2 separate regions of the Homo sapiens genome follow, and region 2 is linked to region 1. A link is a loop called in an ENCODE intact Hi-C map of the cell type or tissue named here. Cell type or tissue: PC-3. All regions are shown on one strand. Each heading gives the region's core, and the rest is flanking DNA. Links, peaks and the distances in the headings are about the cores only. Region 1 overlaps METTL4 (methyltransferase 4, N6-adenosine). Region 2 has its middle 160 kb from the start of METTL4.

Region 1 (8,848 bases), core at 527-8,526:
GGTATAGGACCGTGATAGGAGTATACTACCCTGTTCCGTCTTGCCTATTATGATAGTTCTTTTATAGTCAGAAACTGGGACCAAAGTCAGGAGGAGGTCACCTTTTGAAATCAAACCCAGTAAAATGTTAATACATAGAAACTAAGATTATTAATCCGTAGTAGTTATCAGTTCTAAGAGATGGTATGATAAGACCAGAATTTAAAACATAAATATCATCTATTATGTTATATGAAGCATTTATTAGGCAATTATACATATTGTTATGATAGGAGGGGTAATGTGCATTGAGTATAAAAACTACCCAACGTGCCAGTATTTATACAGCACTTTTTGTAGGATATGCTGTGTCTGATTGGCCCTAGAGGAGATAAAAGACTTTCTGATTACTGAGTTGGTTGTTTAGGTACATTGATATCGGATAAAGAGTTTCACAGATATCAGTATTCTGACAGTGAAAATGTATATTCCCATGGTAAATTAATGAATTGATATTTTAAATTATTTTTAGTTTGATTAGCTTAAATGAGTCTTTGAGAGTATGATCATCCCAGGGTGAAATGTGAAATTGAATTTCTGAATTTATAATGCCAAGGGCCAGTCTCTGGACTAGGTATTGTCTATCAACCACCCACTTTCTATCCTTATTAATTTTGGCTTTGACAATGTTTAATGATACTATCTCGTGTAACTAAAGGGAAACGTGTTATTATGATCTACTTAGTCATATTGCAATTCATTTATTAGTTCATTAGTAATTCATTTATTAGTTTATTTGCATGAACTAATAAATTACTGATGACATGGTTTCCAGGAATCAATTTTAGTTAAGAGTAGAGATTGTTTTATGTGCAAGATGATAATGAAGTTATATTTGAAATATTTATATGATATTTAATAAAAATCTCTTATAGAAGCAGTGTCTAATATGGTAGCCACTAACACATGTGACACTTCAGCACTTGAAATGTGGCTAGTCCAAACTGAAATGTACTGTTAAGTATAAAATACACTTTGGATTTCAGGCATAGTACAAAAGAAAGAATGTAACATATCTCAGTAACTTTTTTGAATTGATTACATATTGAAATGACAGTATTTCAAGTATGTTAGACTGAATTAAATATATAATTAAAATTGATTTCATTGCATTTTTTTTTTTACTTCTTTTGGTGTTTCTATTAGAAAATTTAAAATGATAAATGTGGCTCACATAGTATTTTTACTGAATATCACTAGCCTGGAGGTTTAATTTCTTTTGTGTGTGTGTGGAAGCTCTATAGTGATGGGAAAAAATAACCCTCTTTTGTTGGCTCCTTCCTATCAGATAACCAATTCAGGAGAATTTGTGTTCCCATTAGATTCTCCACACAAAAAGCCCTACGAAGGTCTTATACTGGGGAGGGTTCAAGAAAAAACTGCTCTACCATTGAGGTAGGAAAGGTGATTTTTCAAAATTGTATACATGTATTAATTTTTACGCTTTTAAAAATGATTAGTAATCATTGACTTTTTAAAATGTTTATGTTTTTGAAACTCTGAAAATGGTCCAGTGTAGAAAAGAATGGATGGTATGGCACAGGAAACTATATTTTGTTTTATCTAGTGTGTAATTGTCATTATTATAGAAAATGAAATTATAGGAATGTCTCAATACTTAAATTGTTAATTTCTTTCATTGATTGTAAAATTTGTGTTAAAATCAGATACAGAAAGAGAACAAAAATCAATGCAGCTGTGGCTTATGTATAGAAAATTGTTTTTTAAAATATAGTTTACTTTCTTGTTCTGTTTAATTAGGAATGCAGATGTAAACGTGCTCCCCATTCCAGACCACAAATTAATTGTCAGCGTGCCCTGTACTCTTCACTCACATAAGCCACCGCTTGCTGGTATGTTTTTATAAAATAGAATTGTTATCACTTTTGTCAAATTTGAAAAAAAGTGTACATTTAGTATTTAAACGGCCTACAGATTCGGAAATTAAGTCAGACGTAGGTTGTTAATGAATATTCTAAAACTTTATAGCAGAATTCATAGCAGAATTTGCCTATCTCTATGAAATAGAGAATAGATTAGTTTTATGTTACTCAGCTTTTCCAGTTATACCATTTTTCAGATTCCCCTTGCTATCAGTTGCTTCCCATCACTGGGCTGACACAAAGAATGCTGATGGGCATCTGAGGATGCAGTTCAGCTAGACCCTTTATTTTACTACCGGGGCTGTATCCCTTGCTTGTTCTAAAACCAGGAACTCAGAATAGTAGTCAGAGAAACAGAAGTCCCTTGATATTTGGTTAGTGGCTCTCAGTTTTACGTTTTTTTAAAGGTAGTGTTGCTTTTCTGGAACATTGACAGGTAATTGCTGCAGCCTGCAAATTCTCACTAGTCTTAATGCTTTAGTATAATGTTTATCATTCAATGAAACTATGCAGCAGGGAATAGTGGGGAATTTGGCTTTAGAAATGGACTAATGTGATTTTGAATCCTGGCTCTGGGAGTTGGGCAAGTCACTCAAATATTTTTCTGTATCAAAGTCCTCATTTAAAGAGGGAATAATGATATTTAGTCCTCTAGAGTTGTGAGAATTAGTTATATTTAAAGTTCCGTAGCATGTGATAGAAGCTCAATGAATGCTAAATTTTTCAAGTCAGAGTTTAAAAACATAGAAATATAAGTCCTTGAGAGATACTGAATTTGATATTCAAAGTTTACTTTTCAAAGGATTTCTTCAGGAATACATATTTTATTGGTTTGGTAATTTCTACCAACAAAAAACTGCTACAAGTTACCACTCAGGAAAACTACAGGAGCTTATGTTACCTTGCAGAATATGAGGCAGTTTATGACCTGGGAAATGGAGAAAGTGAATACAAATTCCTAGAGAATTTTTATTGCTAGCACTTAGGATTTCTGTTATCTTAAATAGTTTATGGAGAAGGGTCCTTTTTTAATTTTTTTTTTTTTTTTTTTGAGATGGAGTCTCACTCTGTCACATACAGTGGCCTGATCTTGGGTCACTGCATCCTCTACCTCCTGGGTTCAAGTGATTCTCCTGCCTCAGCCTCCTGAGTGGCTGGGCCTACAGATGTGTGCCACCATGCCTAATTTTTATATTTTTAGTAGAGACGGGGTTTCGCCATGTTGGCCAGGCTGGTCTCAAACTCCTGACCTCAAGTGATCCGCCCGCCTCGGCCTCCCAAAGTGCTGGGATTACAGGCATGAGCCACCGCACCCAGCCTCTAGAAGGGTGTTTATAGTATTACTTCATTTGAGACATATACAGATGTCTACCTGATAATCCATTCTTTGACTAAGAAGGATTCTCAGTGAATAATCGATTGCCTTATGCTTCGGACTGTCATAGACCTTTAATGCTTTAATATATAACTCAAGTGAAAGTGAGATTGCATTGTTCCTCATGAAAAAAAAATTATACTTGGCACTAGTAATACCTGATTATATATGTATATGTATTCCTCTCATTTGAATTTTATTTATCACTTGGTAACAAAGCTAGTGTTTGTCTCAAACCTTATTTTTTTCTTTTAAAAATTCAAAAGCTAAGACCATAAACTTTTCATTCTGAAATGATAGTAAACTATTTGTCAATTCCTTTAAAATAAAATAAAGTTATATTTAAAGATGAGCCTCAGGAGACAGGTTTTAAAATAGTGAATAAACAGGAAGGGGAACATCACACTCTGGGGACTGTTGTGGGGTGGGGGGAGGGGGGAGGGATAGCATTGGGAGATATACCTAATGCTAGACGACGAGTTAGTGGGTGCAGCGCACCAGCATGGCACATGTATACATATGTAACTAACCTGCACAATGTGCACATGTACCCTAAAACTTAAAGTATAATAATAAAAGAAAAAAAAAATGAGTCTTGCCCTAAAGCATTACAGCTTATATCTTTGAAATGCAGTTCTTCCTCATTCCCAGTAGAGAGCAGCACAAACACATTTTTAGCATTGAAAACATTTAAAGACAAAAGTTAGATTCTGGAGGAAACATCTGAATAACTCCATATATATATAAAATCTTATGTTTTGGTTAAGTAGTGATAGGAAATATTGTAATATTTTATTTTTGAGTTCATGTTACTGTATATATTTTTAGTATAGTTCATGTTTCTATATATTTCAGAAAGCATCTCTCAGATTTCTGCAGTATATTTTACCCTGAAATCATAACTCTAGGGGTTTGGGATGATATATATTCTGTATATAATGCTTACAGCTTTTACATTTAAATATTCTTAAACTGTTTTATGCAAATTAATAAAATGAAATGTTTTCTCTTTTGTATTTAGAAACACCCTGATTTTTTTTTTTTAAGTTTAATTGGTTATTTCTGTTGCAAAATGTAGGAGACCACATTGGTAGCATATGGCATTTCAAAATGATACATTTGCATAAGTTTTGAAATTTTCTCCGATTGAAAGATAAGCTATCAATAGCTATGGTTTACAACCTAACATTATAAAGTGATATTGTTTGAAGATTTAAGGTAGGAAAATCATGAAATAAAGTATTTAAATCAAAATTTTAGCTTTCACATTTTACCTTAGAGGAATTTCCACTTCTTTTTACTGCTTTACATACTAACAGTTTCCATCTGAAGAGTGAAGTTTAGTTGATGGGATTATATGCACTGATGTTTGGGCCACTTCTCTCTTACTCCTGCCCCATGCTTTCAGAGCAAAAACGAAATGACTAGCTGTGCACAGATTGCATCCGCTCCATTAGTTAAAGTGTGTTTTACTAACTCCAGATGTTATGTAATTGTTGAAGTTTATGTGTCATACTCATGTTTAAATTTATACATTCACATTTATTTTTAAATTAATATTTAAAAACCAGAATAATCCATTTTTATTAATTTGCCTTTATTTCTTCTCCCTTATTTTGAAATAAAATAATTGTAGTTAACATTATAAAAACACAACTTAATATTCTGTTTTTCTTAACTAGAAAGGAAAAGAACCATGCAAAAACTTACTACATTGAGAAAATAGGATGGCAGTAAATGGGTTTAGGTTGTATGTATTTTTCCACTCCATCCAAGTACCTGGCCATTATTTTCCATTAGATTGTAAACTCTCATAAAACATGGATATTCTGCTTCCTTTGTTTAAGTTTTATAACACTGATTATAGTGGGTGCTCAGAAGAGGAAACATTTTTGACTGGCTGACTCCAGTTTAAATTTCTAAAATAGGGTTGCTAACATCTTCGTACCAAAAATCTGAACAAATGAAACAAAAACAAACAAAACCTTTCTTCAGCGTAACCTGAGACCACATTAAAGTGAACTGAGGCTGGTGAGGCGTTAAATTCATGGGAAGAAAATGGAAAAGTTCTTCCATGTGGGGTTATTTCCTCCAAGACTCTAGGGAAATCTTTCTCTTTCAAGGTTAGTAGCATTTAATTTATGCACTTAGGAAAGGGTTAGAAGCCTTCGTGCCAGTATCTCCTAGAACCCATCAAAGCCCAAATTTGAGTTCACTTGAATTATAGACAGTGAAACCTTTTAATTCTTCTTTGATTTTTGCTAAACAGGACCAGTACTTTCTGACAGATGAACAAGTATTTTGCTGTGAGAGCAACTGAAGAACATGATGAAACCTAAAATATTTGATATATTCTCTTTTAAACCTTACCTGTCTCTAGTATTCCTAAAGAACCCTTATCATTCCTAAATTTGATAGATTTCTTCCAAGCGCAATCTTACATAGCAATTATGAACCATATTTTACCTTTTCTAGTGATTTTTCTTATCTGAATTTTATACCAAATTCCTATTAGGTGGTTAGCATAGCTAACCAGCAGCATGATCAAGATTAAATTGATTTAAGTATTTGTCATCCAATTGAGTGAACATGTGCTTTTCAAAAAGTTTCTGTGTTCTTCTTTTCTTTTAGTGTAGACAACAGCTCTTTAGCCTACAGCTCTTTCCCCAACAAAATACAATGTTCAGTAGTTATTAATACATTGAATAATACAAGGAATACTTAACTGTGGAAGTACCATGATGAAATTTTAGGTAAAGAAGGATCTATAATTTGAAAATGAAGAAATGTTTTTAGTGCTACCAATTTACTGCTAAGGGGGCTAGTTATTTAAATGTTAGTTATTTGTTCTCAGTATTTCTATCTCTATCCAGCTCTTCATTTATTATTATTTTATTAAAGTTTATATTGCAGACAGACTTTTGTCTTTTTTTTTTTTAAATGGGTTGTTTTTCAATTTTTTTTAGAGCTCTTTTTCATGTATGGGTTATATTTATTAAAAATAAATTGGCTGGGTGCGGTGGCTCCTGCCTGTAATCCTAGCACTTTGGGAGGCCGAGGCGAGTGGATTGCCTGAGGTCAGGAGTTCGAGACCAGCCTGGGGAACACGGTGAAACCCCATCTCTACTAAAATACAAAAAATTAGCTGGGAGTGGCGACGTGTGCCTGTAATCCCAGCTACTTGGGAGGCTGAGATAGGAGAATTGCTTGAACTCGGGAGGTGGAGGTTGCAGTGAGCCGAGATTGCACCATTGCACTCCAGCCTGGGTGACAGTGCGAGACTCTTGTCTCAAAAAAAAAAAAAAAATTAAATAAATAAAGTTAATACTCAGGAGATATATCAGCAGTATTGGAAAACTGAAAAGTCACCTAGTAGGTGTTAAAGTCCTCATTTCTCATCTACAAATGAAACCAGTAAACCAGGACTATGGAAGTTCAGATGATATTGTTCCCAGTCTCAAGGGTACTTATTTTAAATGGCTTTCTAACTATAAATAGTAAAGCCTGTGATGAAATCCTTGAAATTAATTTGCTGTCTTTTAAGAACAAAATGAAATATTTCTCTGTTTCTACTCTTAACTGCTAAAAGGAAGTGGATTCCTTCCTCAATAATAATTTTTGTGTTTTTTCTCTTTTTTAAACAGAGGTTTTAAAAGACTACATCAAGCCAGATGGGGAATATTTGGAGTTGTTTGCTCGAAATTTACAGCCAGGTTGGACTAGTTGGGGCAATGAAGTTCTCAAATTTCAGCATGTGGATTATTTTATTGCTGTGGAGTCTGGAAGCTGACTATGATCTTGATTAAAGTAGTGGTTTCTTCATTGTTTCCTCACCACTTTTCCCTTAATTCTAAGTCATTTTTTTATTTTGTTACCAACCCATATTCTTAGAATATAAACAGGACTTGTTTTTTTCAGTAAGGGACCAGAAGTGACTAGCCTTCATGTAATTTTAAGATGAATTTTACTTGAGTTGCACTAACATTCTATGTTATTCTAGACTATACAAATTAAGTGGTAAGCAGTTATAAAGACGGCAAGACCATGCTATTGAAAAAGTTCAGAAAACATACACCGTGGACCAGAGGTCTTAATCCTATCTATGGATGTGTTTTGTGTGACCCATACAGTGTTGTAAAAAACACTTAGAACCATTATTCTAAAAAATGGGGCTATTTCACATTAAAGTCCAGATTTCTGCTTCTTTTTAAACATCAGAGGCTCTGGCTACACAGAGGCCTTTGTTCTTTCCTGGCATCAGTCTGCAGGACCAAGCGGTGGTGGCTCACTTGGGAAGAGCCTTGTGCTCTCCACTTTGCCACAGTACCACTGCCACCATGCTGCTCACTTATGTCATCCACTTGGCCCTTGTATGACCTGAATTTGCAACCTCTGGTATACTGTTATGTTCTGGAGAAAATATTCAAAGATCTGCCAAATACTGCATTAGTATACTGAGTTTATACAGCATTTTTGTAGGGTTTTAAATTGCATTCAAGGTCACTTTCCAAGCACTTTCTGGTTTTGCTTGTTTTTCTAGAAGAAAATGAAAAGCTATTCCTTATAATAAACATGGCAGCAAGTAAACAGTGTGATTGTGAAAAAAATATTATTTATAGATTTTCTACAAATAAATATTTGTCTACCAAGTAAAATATTTTGACTGAAATGATTCTTTGAAATGCATATTGATTTATTATGTATTGACTTTTTAAAAATTGAGGTATAATTTTCACAAAATTCTCCAATTTTCAGTGTCAAATTCAGTGAATTTTGAAAACATATATACAGTTGTCTGTCTGCCACAGTGATCATGATACAGAACACTTTCTTTACCCTGAAAACTTCTCATTTTTCCTTTTGCAGTCAATCCCCTGCTCCTATCCTTGGCCCCTGGCAAACACTGGTTTGCTTTCTATCATTAGTTCTGCTGTTTGAGAATTTCATATAAATGGAATCATGCAATGTGTAATCTATTGTGCCTGGCTTCTTTCACGTAGCATTTTGAGAAAAGCATTTATACTATTTACAGATTGTTGACAAATATTTATCCACTAAGTAAAATGTTAGACTGAAATGATTCTTTGACAAGCTTGCCAATTTACTGATTTTGTCAAAGAAAAATATGTTATTTTTGAAGTTTGTTCATCCTTTGAGTGTGTGAGTATAGTATCAGAGGCTTAATTTTGTATTTATGGAGCTATTCTAACTTGTTATTTAAAAGGAAAAAGGTATTAAACTTGAAGCAAACTTCTCATGATCTCATTTGAATTCTTTCCAGCTTCTTTTGGTATTTATAGATTTTATATACTTTGTGGGAACATTTTATCCTCACCAAGTTTTTGGACTTTTATTTTTGCATCATAAACACGGGTACTGAAAGAAAAAAGAGAGAATCTTAATTCAATGAGTCTATTATTCACGTTGCAAGAGTACTAGTTTTAGCTTTACTCCGAAGTTGTGAAACCTCTGGACCTTGTTTTAACACCAGTTTAATTATTGGGCTCCTTTTAAACAAAGGAGTCTGCAAATTTTAATAACATACCTTGTA
Region 2 (8,848 bases), core at 348-8,347, 130 kb after region 1:
TTCCCCTCAGCTCTTGTGTTCAAACAGCAGTCAACCTGGAGAGTGGGGAGCCAATGGGCTCCTTGTATTTGATAGCAGGAGGCTGGGGGTGAGGCCACATAAGCGCACAAGGGTCCATGCACCACCACAAATGGCAATTCTTGCTTTGCCATGAACACTCACTTTGGGGTTATATTTGTCAATGTGTCATCAGGCCAATAAGTGGCCTGGCCAAGGCCCAACCATCAACGTATCTTTTCAGGTGGTAGCAGAATGTGGCTTCAGTTTGTCATCAAATTCCAGACCAAATAACATCAGAAAAGCAGTAATTACGTCTAAAGTCTTCTGTGGGTATGAGTCTCCTGCAAACCACATGTCTACTTTCTAAAGATTTTCAGTAACACTATCCATGAGATTTACCATGTATGTATAATTTACCTGGGTCATGTTCAAGTTACAATAATCTAGAATTAAAATTACCTCCTAGATTCCAGCAATTAAGAGAACATCATATGTGAAGATGAGATCCCAATAATAAAAGTTCAGATTGAGGTTACAAAGAATTTATTTCCATGCTTTGTTAATAAAAACCTTAGAAACACGAAGAAGGGTCAATAGATGCAATTTTCCCCATGCCACGAGAGAGAGAATGTTTTGCATCTTAGTAAATGGTCTTAGGCATTTTTCCCCCCAAAAGTCATGCGTGTGTGTTGGGAAAGAAAAGTGGAGACCTCTGGTTAAAATCTGTGCTTTCTGAATATATAAATCATTATTCCAGGGATTCTTAAAATACACAGGAGTGCATAGTCTAGATGATGCAGTGTTATCCATACTGTCGCTTGGAATTATATAGGCTTTTCCTGTTTTCAGGCACCTACTTCAGGTCTTGCCATTCACTATACCATTAGTGATTTGAGTTTGGACTTCTGGAAGGTTATCAAGGTTGAAAAAAGTTAGCTGGAGAATTAGTCTATAGGGTTTAATGTGTGTTTAAAAATCTATGTCATAGTGGGTTGGATTTTCAAATCTTTCCCCCTCTCATCCTACCAGTTTTATTCCCTGTTCTTCCCCAACCAGCACCCTCTGCTCTGCCCACTGCTTTGGATTGTGTCCCCATTGTCTTGAGACCTTGTTGGGTTCATTTTTTTCTGGGTTCCTTTGCGCATGCTCTTTTATTGTAACTGGGCTGTCCTTTGCCTTCCTGCTTTATACATTTAAGATCTGGGCATTCTTCAGGTTGCAGCTCACTCACTACTTCTATTAATCTCCTTCAACTTCTCAAACAGGCATTCTCAAATATTCAAACTATTATGACAGTTGTCTGTTTTGCTTATTTTTATTTTCTGTAGTTATATTATTAACTGTTTCAGGGAAATGTTTTGGCCTTAGCAAATCTCCATAGTAACTTCCATCCTTGATATTCTGATGCTAGATTGTCTCCTTAACTAGACAGTGAGCTCTATAAAGGATGAGATTCATTTCTTTTGGAACCACTTATAATGTGTAGAACATTGCAATGTTCTATTAGGCACATAGGTGCCTAATAAGGATAGTATGAGTTGCAGAAAAAAATAGAAGTTTAAAAAATCTAAAAAGACATGTATTTTTCATGGTGAAGACATAGGTGCTCAGGATGTATACAAACCATTTGTGCTGAATTAATAAAGCTGACTTTGCTATTTAAACTTTTTCTAATCTACTTACACTTTCACACACTTAGTAAGAGAGAATGACTTAGTAGAGTCACAAATTGAATTCTCATCAGCAGCCCATATGGGGCACCTGAATTTTAAAAGCTACAGCTTATGTTAAATCATAGAATCTTGAGACCAAAAATCCTAGATAGACTAGCTGTCATTCTATATTTGACTTTGCTTATTTTCTCTTCTGAGGGAATTTTTGACTTTGCTTATTTTCTCTTCTGAGGGAATTTACCTAGGAAAGAATAAAAACATCACAAAGGAACAAGGGGAAGACATGATAAAGAGGGCGCACCACCTGTCTTAGAAAATGAAACAGGTCAGTGTTAATTTTCACCATTGGAAAGTGACTGACATTTCTGACATGATTGATGGTAGCAGTCAATGGGGTTATCAGTTCCTCCTCTAAACCATAGCCTTGGTTGAGCCCACTGCCCCCAGGTAAGCTGAGATTTCTTCTTAGAGAAATATAGCCATGGCATTAGTACAGACTTAGGGCTTAAAATTGAACAACGTGGATCATTCCAAGAACCACCAGGCCACATGTTAGCTTTTATGAGGTGTATATAATATGCATATAATCTTTCAATGAAAAACTTAATTTCATGAATTTGCTTTTTTAGTCACAGATTCAGCTTTCCTCAGTTGCTCCTTGTCTGGGTTTTCCTAACATTTTTATCTTTCTTCATTGCCATCCTGTTTGTGTCGATTCATCTGGTGCCTGTGCAGTCTTGGGGCTCACCCTCCCTCCGAGCTCCTGAGCTATGAGATCTGCTTCAGCCCCTACCCTACAGGCCACCTCTGAACAGGGCCACCAGCTGCATGCCACATCTGCCTGCCCATGGACTGCCCAAGGGCTTGCACCTGGTGCAAGATGATGGTCAGGGGAATTCACTCTCCACAGCGTCAATGTTAACCAGTGGGAAATAGGAGGAGGCCAGATAGAAAAATATCCTCTTTTTCCATGGGCTTTTTTTTTCCCCTAGGCAAAGAGTCTCTGTGCAGAGTGTGTCTGGACGCATCTGAGTAGCTGAGCAAATGCCCTGAAAGTGATCGGCTGTGTCTCTTTGGAGTTCCTTATGAAGCAGTTGCTAGCGCAGTAGTGCATCACTTTGCATTGCTTCTCATCCCTCCAGCTTTACTTACAGTTTTCCTTCCCCTTGTTTCCCTGGGATTGTATGTCCCAAATAAATCTTCAGAGCTTCATCCTGCCTCAGGCGGTTTTTCCAGGAAAACTCTGCCAAGATGATATAATAATGACTTGTTTATATGCTTTTCGCTTCTGGGAGACTGTAAACCCCTTGAAAGCAGAAGCTATGTCATATATTTTTGTTTTACTTCCTCAGTGCCTGACACAAAATAGGCCAAAAGTCCATTACCTATGACAGACTTCTATACGAAAATGTAGAAAATCATAGAATGAAATTGTTGTTTGTAAAATGGATACTTTCAAATATGATTATTATATGTCTTTAATTGTATTGGCTAATATCTAAAGATCATCCCATATATAGTAAATATAATGTGGTATTTGAATCATGAAGAAAGTACAAAAAAGATAGTTTTACTAAGCAGAGTTAAAAGCCCCAGAAGTATTTTTACCATTTTGTTATCACTAACAGTAAAATAATTCTTACGAAGAACTAACCTTTTTGAAAAATAGAAAAAAGAAAAAAATCCCAGAAAATTCAAATTCTGTGCAGTATATTTAAACATCTTAGGAGCTGGCCACCTCTGAAAGCTAAAGGACAAATAAATATCAAGTAATAAGCATTAAAGAACTTTGACAGGAAATAAAGGCAGAAAGCCCATTACTTTCATAAAAAGAGAAGCCTCAATAAAGCCAGACTGGGAATAAAGCAAATCTCATCACCCTCTGTTGAATTTGCAATAAACCACAGATGCCAAACATTCATCTCATTTAACTCAGTCGGTGCTTAGCTCGAATAGAGTACTTTAAGCCTTTCCCAAATTGGATTAATGATGGTGAAAGAAATCCTGCAATTAAACATAGGAGGATGGTGGGACGATTGTAAGCCCAGGGTAATTTATGGTTGAGAATATATTTTGATCATGAATGCTTCATGTCTGGGCTGTAAGATCTACTGTGAGCCCTACATGATGCATTCAAGTTTGGGCATGGATTAAACAACGTAAATGTTTTAGGAATTTACACCTTGATCCAACACTGTCTACCCTTTTATCCTTTATTTCCAGTTTTGTTTCCCTTTTATCCTTTATTTCCAGTTTTGTTTCAAAGTATTTGTTTGTATGTGTTGAAGGAGGGTTGCAGACCAATAGTCAATAGTGACACTGCACTTAGCGAAAAAAATAGCCCTTCCAGAATGTACATGGAAAATGTTTTAAATTTTAGAGTTCTAAGTTTAAACCTTTTAGGAAACCAGATCTTTTAAATAAAAATGGAGGTAAAAGAGATCCAGATGGGAAACAAGAGAAAAGAAAAGATACCAATTTTTATCTAACCAGAGCTTCATATGTATTACCTCATTTGAGTTTGGTAAGAATCTATCTTCTGGAGGGGATATGATTACTCCTGGGCAATTTCCTGGAGGAAATTGAGGCTCATGCAGTTTCACAGAAGCTGTCCTATTGCCTATGTCATGGCCTTGGTTGTTGGCAAAATTTATGATTTTTGTGGTTTCTTATTAAATGTCCTATTCTCATCCATAAGATAGTGGTGACTTTGCCAGTCTTTTACTTTCTACCATTGGATTTTGGTTTTAGTGTAAACTGGTGTGGCTTGGAGTATTGGCAGAAAAGAGCAGGAAGTAGGACTTGGATAATGTATTAGTCAGGGTTCTCCAGAGAAACAGAACAAAATGAATCATCACAGATATTGTAATCTCTGCCATCTCTGGAGGTTGGTTAGTAGACCATCAATATCTTCAGTATGATTCTGAGTTTAGTGAAAAAGCCAGTTACAGCCAAAGATGAGGATGATGCTTGAAGTCTTGCTTTCGAATTCTTCCTTTTGTTATTGCTTTGCTTCTAGATTTGGTACCAATCTTCAGGTAATTTAAATTTTTGATACGGTGTGATGGAAAAGCCACAGAGATAGGTTGCCTGGAAAATCTATCCAATTATTCTGCTTTCTGAATGCTTATCTTGTAAATGTATGTTACTGCAATATTCTCTACCAAAGGAATGTCGTCCATTCACCACTGACGAGTCAAGTGCTTTGTTTTCTAGGGTGGGACAGGTCTCATATATTGGAAATGGTTTATGTCTTGTAATATTTCACAAGGAAACAAACACTGAAATGTTATTCTTAAAAGTGTGTGTTGTGTGGTTGTAAACATCTTTGACATGGGGTCAAAAATCGAAGTAATCTTTTTTTCCCTTTTAACATATACTTTTTACTCTTTTCATTTCTTTCTGTAGTAACTGCAAATATCATCATGCAGAAATTTCACTTCTTCAGTTTCTTGAGCTATAGGTCACATTGCTTTTTTACTGGAATCTCTACCTGGCTCAGTAACCAAGGCAACAAATCCCTGGTTAATGACTCACTAGAAATTCACTGTGGAGGTGGCTTATTAGTTTTTTCCCCAAGAACTGGAATAAAAAGCTTGCTTGTGATTTTTTTCATCTATTTTCCTTTCTGTCTTACTTGCAATCCAGACAACCTAAAGTACACTTAATTAAAATCAATAGGCAAAAACATCCAGCACTTTAAAATACTATTTTGGGACTCACCGCATATGTATATGTAAACATAAAATATTAATAAGCTTAAGAATATTTTATTTCATGACTCCACGTCTTTCAATTTGCATGTGGATGAAAAATAAAAATAATTTTAAGACTGTGGTTTTAGGTTTAAGCAGCATCTTAGTCTTCTGAAAAATTGTTTGGAGAAGGCATCTTTTAGAAGGTACTAAACAAGTCTTAAGGGAAAGAAGAGAGAACAAGTAGAAATCTGACAGAAGTTTGAATGAAAAAGAAGTCAACTTTATGAAAAAGAGTAAATGTGAGAAGAAATTGATGAGAGGCAAAAAAACAAAAAATCCTTGGCATTGCCTAAAAATATTCTATAGTATGCAAAGATACGGTTTTAAAGATGAATAAACTCAGTTATATTTCTGGGAAAAGTATTTTCTACCAAAACATTTAAAGGGAAGCAAGAGGAAGAGGAAATGATAGAATGACATTTAACATATTTCTCAAGTGTTTACAATAGAGAAAAAGGCAGTAACACTGGTGAACGTGTTTACCTGGCTTGAAAGTGTTGAAAGGAATGGACCTCTTAAGAAAGGTGTCTAGGATCAGGGGAGACATTAACAGCAGGCTGTAACATGTTCCCCTCTGTGTGGGAGCTTTTAGTGCCATGTTAAATGAAGTAAATATAACTAAAATTACGAGTCAAGAAGTATTACCTCAGGGCCGGGCGCGGTGGCTCATGCCTGTAATTCCAGCACTTTGGGAGGCTGAGGTGGGGGGATCACATGAGGTCAGAAGTTTGAGACCAGCCTGGCCAACATGGCTACTAAAATACAAAAATTAGCCAGGTGTGGCGGTGTGCACCTGTAATCCCAGCTACTTGGGAGGCTGAGGCAGGAGAATCGCTTGAACCCAGGAGGCGGAGGTTCCAGTGAGCCGAGATCGTGCCATTGCACTCCAGCCTGGGTGACAAGAGTGAAACTCCATCTCAAAAAAAAGAACCGTTACCTCAAGGAAGTATTTTAGAATCCCTATTAAGAATTGAAGACAATGCCACTGCACTCCAGCCTGGGTGACAGAGTAAGACTTCTTATCAAAAAAAGAAAAAAAAAGAATTGAAGACAATACAACAAATTAATATTTATGAATTAACAAAAGGTTTTTATTTATGGCATTATAGTTGTTCATAATGTCAAAAAACAGATAATGAAAAAAATCACATAATTTTATTATATTGAGAGCTTGAGAAGAACACACTGAAAGTCAGTGGAAGTCTAGATACACTATTGGTATATTTATACATTTTATATTACATTGCTTTGAAAATTGTTTCTGGAAGAACAAACAAAGATTCTGTTTGATAGTCCCATAGGTGTTTGCCACTAGGAAACATCACGGCAGCATAATACGGAAGCCTCAGACGAATACTGCTATTGGGCATCTAAAAGTCACAAGGGGATGCGATACTACAAGTGGCTATGGACTGGTCTTTTCCCTCCTTGTTCTTGTTCTCTGACCACAGTTTTTCCTGGAAGCCACTCTGTCTTCCCTCTTAGCCTGCAAGTTTTGAGTCTGGAGCCCTGGGCTCCAGAGCTGGAGGCTTTCCCCAAGCTAAGCTATCAGCACCTGCCAACCTGGCCAGTCTCAACCAAGAGGACTTAGCCAAAGACTTTTTTTGAGCTTTTGTTGGCCTCTCCTTCCGGCACTGGACTGTGTGTGGTGGATCTGGGAATCCCAAGTTGCAAGAATCACTGCAGGGAGCCTGAGAATGAAGTCAACTCAAAGAAAGTGAAGAAAAGAGGGGATATCACCTGAGTCCTGAAGAAAGCTGTATCTGAAGTCACGACATCGTGTGGACTTTTACATGAGTAGAAAATACTTTTTTGTTTAAACTAGTTGGAGATGTTCTTCCCCCATTTGCAATAAAAAGATTTCTAACAGAGACAGAACTCTTTAACCACAGGTGCAGAGCTTCCTGAGGAGAGCCATTAGGGGTTGGGTAATTCTGTAATGAAGGCAAGTGTGGCTTCTGTAGATGATTTTTTAATTTTTTTTTTGGTTAATGATTGGGATATCAGAAAAGGCTTTAAAGGTATATACCATGTCTTCAAGAAGCCTGTATCTGAGTTAAGGAAAAAAGAATAATAGCAAGAAAATGAAAAAGCAATTAGGCACTATGCTCTGCTGTTCTGATTTAGTAAATGCACAAAGAATATTCACGGGGGTGGAGAGAGTGATTATTCACGAGAAGGCTTGGAGAAGGAGACAGGCAACATAGCAAATAATCAGAATACCTGGTTTAAATGCCTACATTATGCATGGGCCAAAAATTATTAGGGCAGATAGATTGTAAATTTTAAAATTTATTATAGTTTATTCCATTAGGATTAGCTATATTGGTTAATATTTTAGTAGAGAATAAATCATTAGTTCATTTAATGGCATGTAAACATATCAGAATTGTTTCAGTTTTTGGAACGTAATTTGAGAACTGGGATATCAAACTGAGAAAATATTTTAAATGCTTTTGTAGCAAATGTGATTGATATTCTTCACTGATAATGTGATTCTCCTTAAAAGAACAAACATTGTGGTTTTTGCCATTTGCAAGTGGTTCTGTGCTTTACAGATTTTTTTTTTTTTTGCCTTTTGAGCACCTATAGCAGATTTGCTGTTATAAGAAATATTTATTTTTCAACTACTTTGTTCCTCTTGCTGAAAGTTAACATTGGAATAAATTTGAAGGTCAGTCAGAAATTATAAATTCTGATCTTTTCATGCATGAGCAGAGGTCAAATACTTCTTTATTTTAAACTGAATAGGCAAGGCATAGAAACTTTGGTGGGTGGTGGCCAGGTGAGGTGGCTCACGCCTGTAATCCCAGCACTTTGGGAGGCCAAGGTGGGTGGATCACCTGAGGTCAGGAGTTCAAGACCAGCCTGGCCAACATGGTGAAACCCCATCTCTGCTTTAAATACAAATAATTAGCCAGGCGTGGTGGCGGGCGCCTATAATCCCTGCTACGTGCGAGGCTGAGGCAGCAGAATCACTTGAACCAGGGAGGCGAAGGTTGCAGTGAGCCAAAATCATGCCACCGCACTCCAGCCTGGGCAACAAGAGTGAAACTCGGTCTCAAAAAAAAAAAAAAAAAGAAAATCTGGCGGGTGGCAAAAGGCAGTCAGCGAGTTAATTGGGAATTAATAGAGAGTCTTCTTACTGAAATACCAAAAGTATAAAGGACCTTAACACTGTTACTAACTTCCAGTAAAACATGAGTGGATGTCTTTTTTAGGGATGATAATAAAAAAATAAGTGAAACATACACTGAGAGACTATTGGAGACTCTGGAGAAGTATAACTACAGAGTTTAAGTCTGAAGGCTGACTCTGGTATGAAAACGGATGCAATGAATTCATAAATTAAAAGAACAGATTCTGTCTTTAATGGCAGCAAAAAAAGAATAGAAAAGAGGTAAAAAATACAGTGAG

Evidence for each region. Peaks named below come from ENCODE experiments on the same cell type or tissue, not always from the same donor. Only the 100,000 strongest peaks of a DNase experiment are listed, where the experiment ranks them.
Region 2: it touches region 1 in a loop (2.7-fold over the local background); 2 of 110 quality-filtered maps call a loop at or near these places.

Annotation. Positions count from the first base shown.
Region 1 is chr18:2,537,239-2,546,086 of GRCh38, reverse strand. METTL4 (methyltransferase 4, N6-adenosine) reads left to right here. Exons shown (of 9, transcript NM_022840.5): 7 at 1,328-1,434; 8 at 1,801-1,892; 9 at 6,942-8,557. The coding sequence ends at 7,087. Among named protein-coding and RNA genes, the nearest start is that of METTL4, 30 kb to the left of the region's middle. In PC-3, for the core only: a CTCF peak has its summit at 3,965 (motif pointing right); a DNase peak (open chromatin) is centred at 3,956.
Region 2 is chr18:2,407,233-2,416,080 of GRCh38, reverse strand. No RefSeq gene overlaps it. Among named protein-coding and RNA genes, the nearest start is that of METTL4, 160 kb to the left of the region's middle. RefSeq lists a silencer at 2,785-2,985. In PC-3, for the core only: no CTCF peak of the experiment used is centred there; DNase peaks (open chromatin) are centred at 4,510 and 5,190; H3K4me3 peaks cover 1,243 bases; H3K27ac peaks cover 4,079 bases.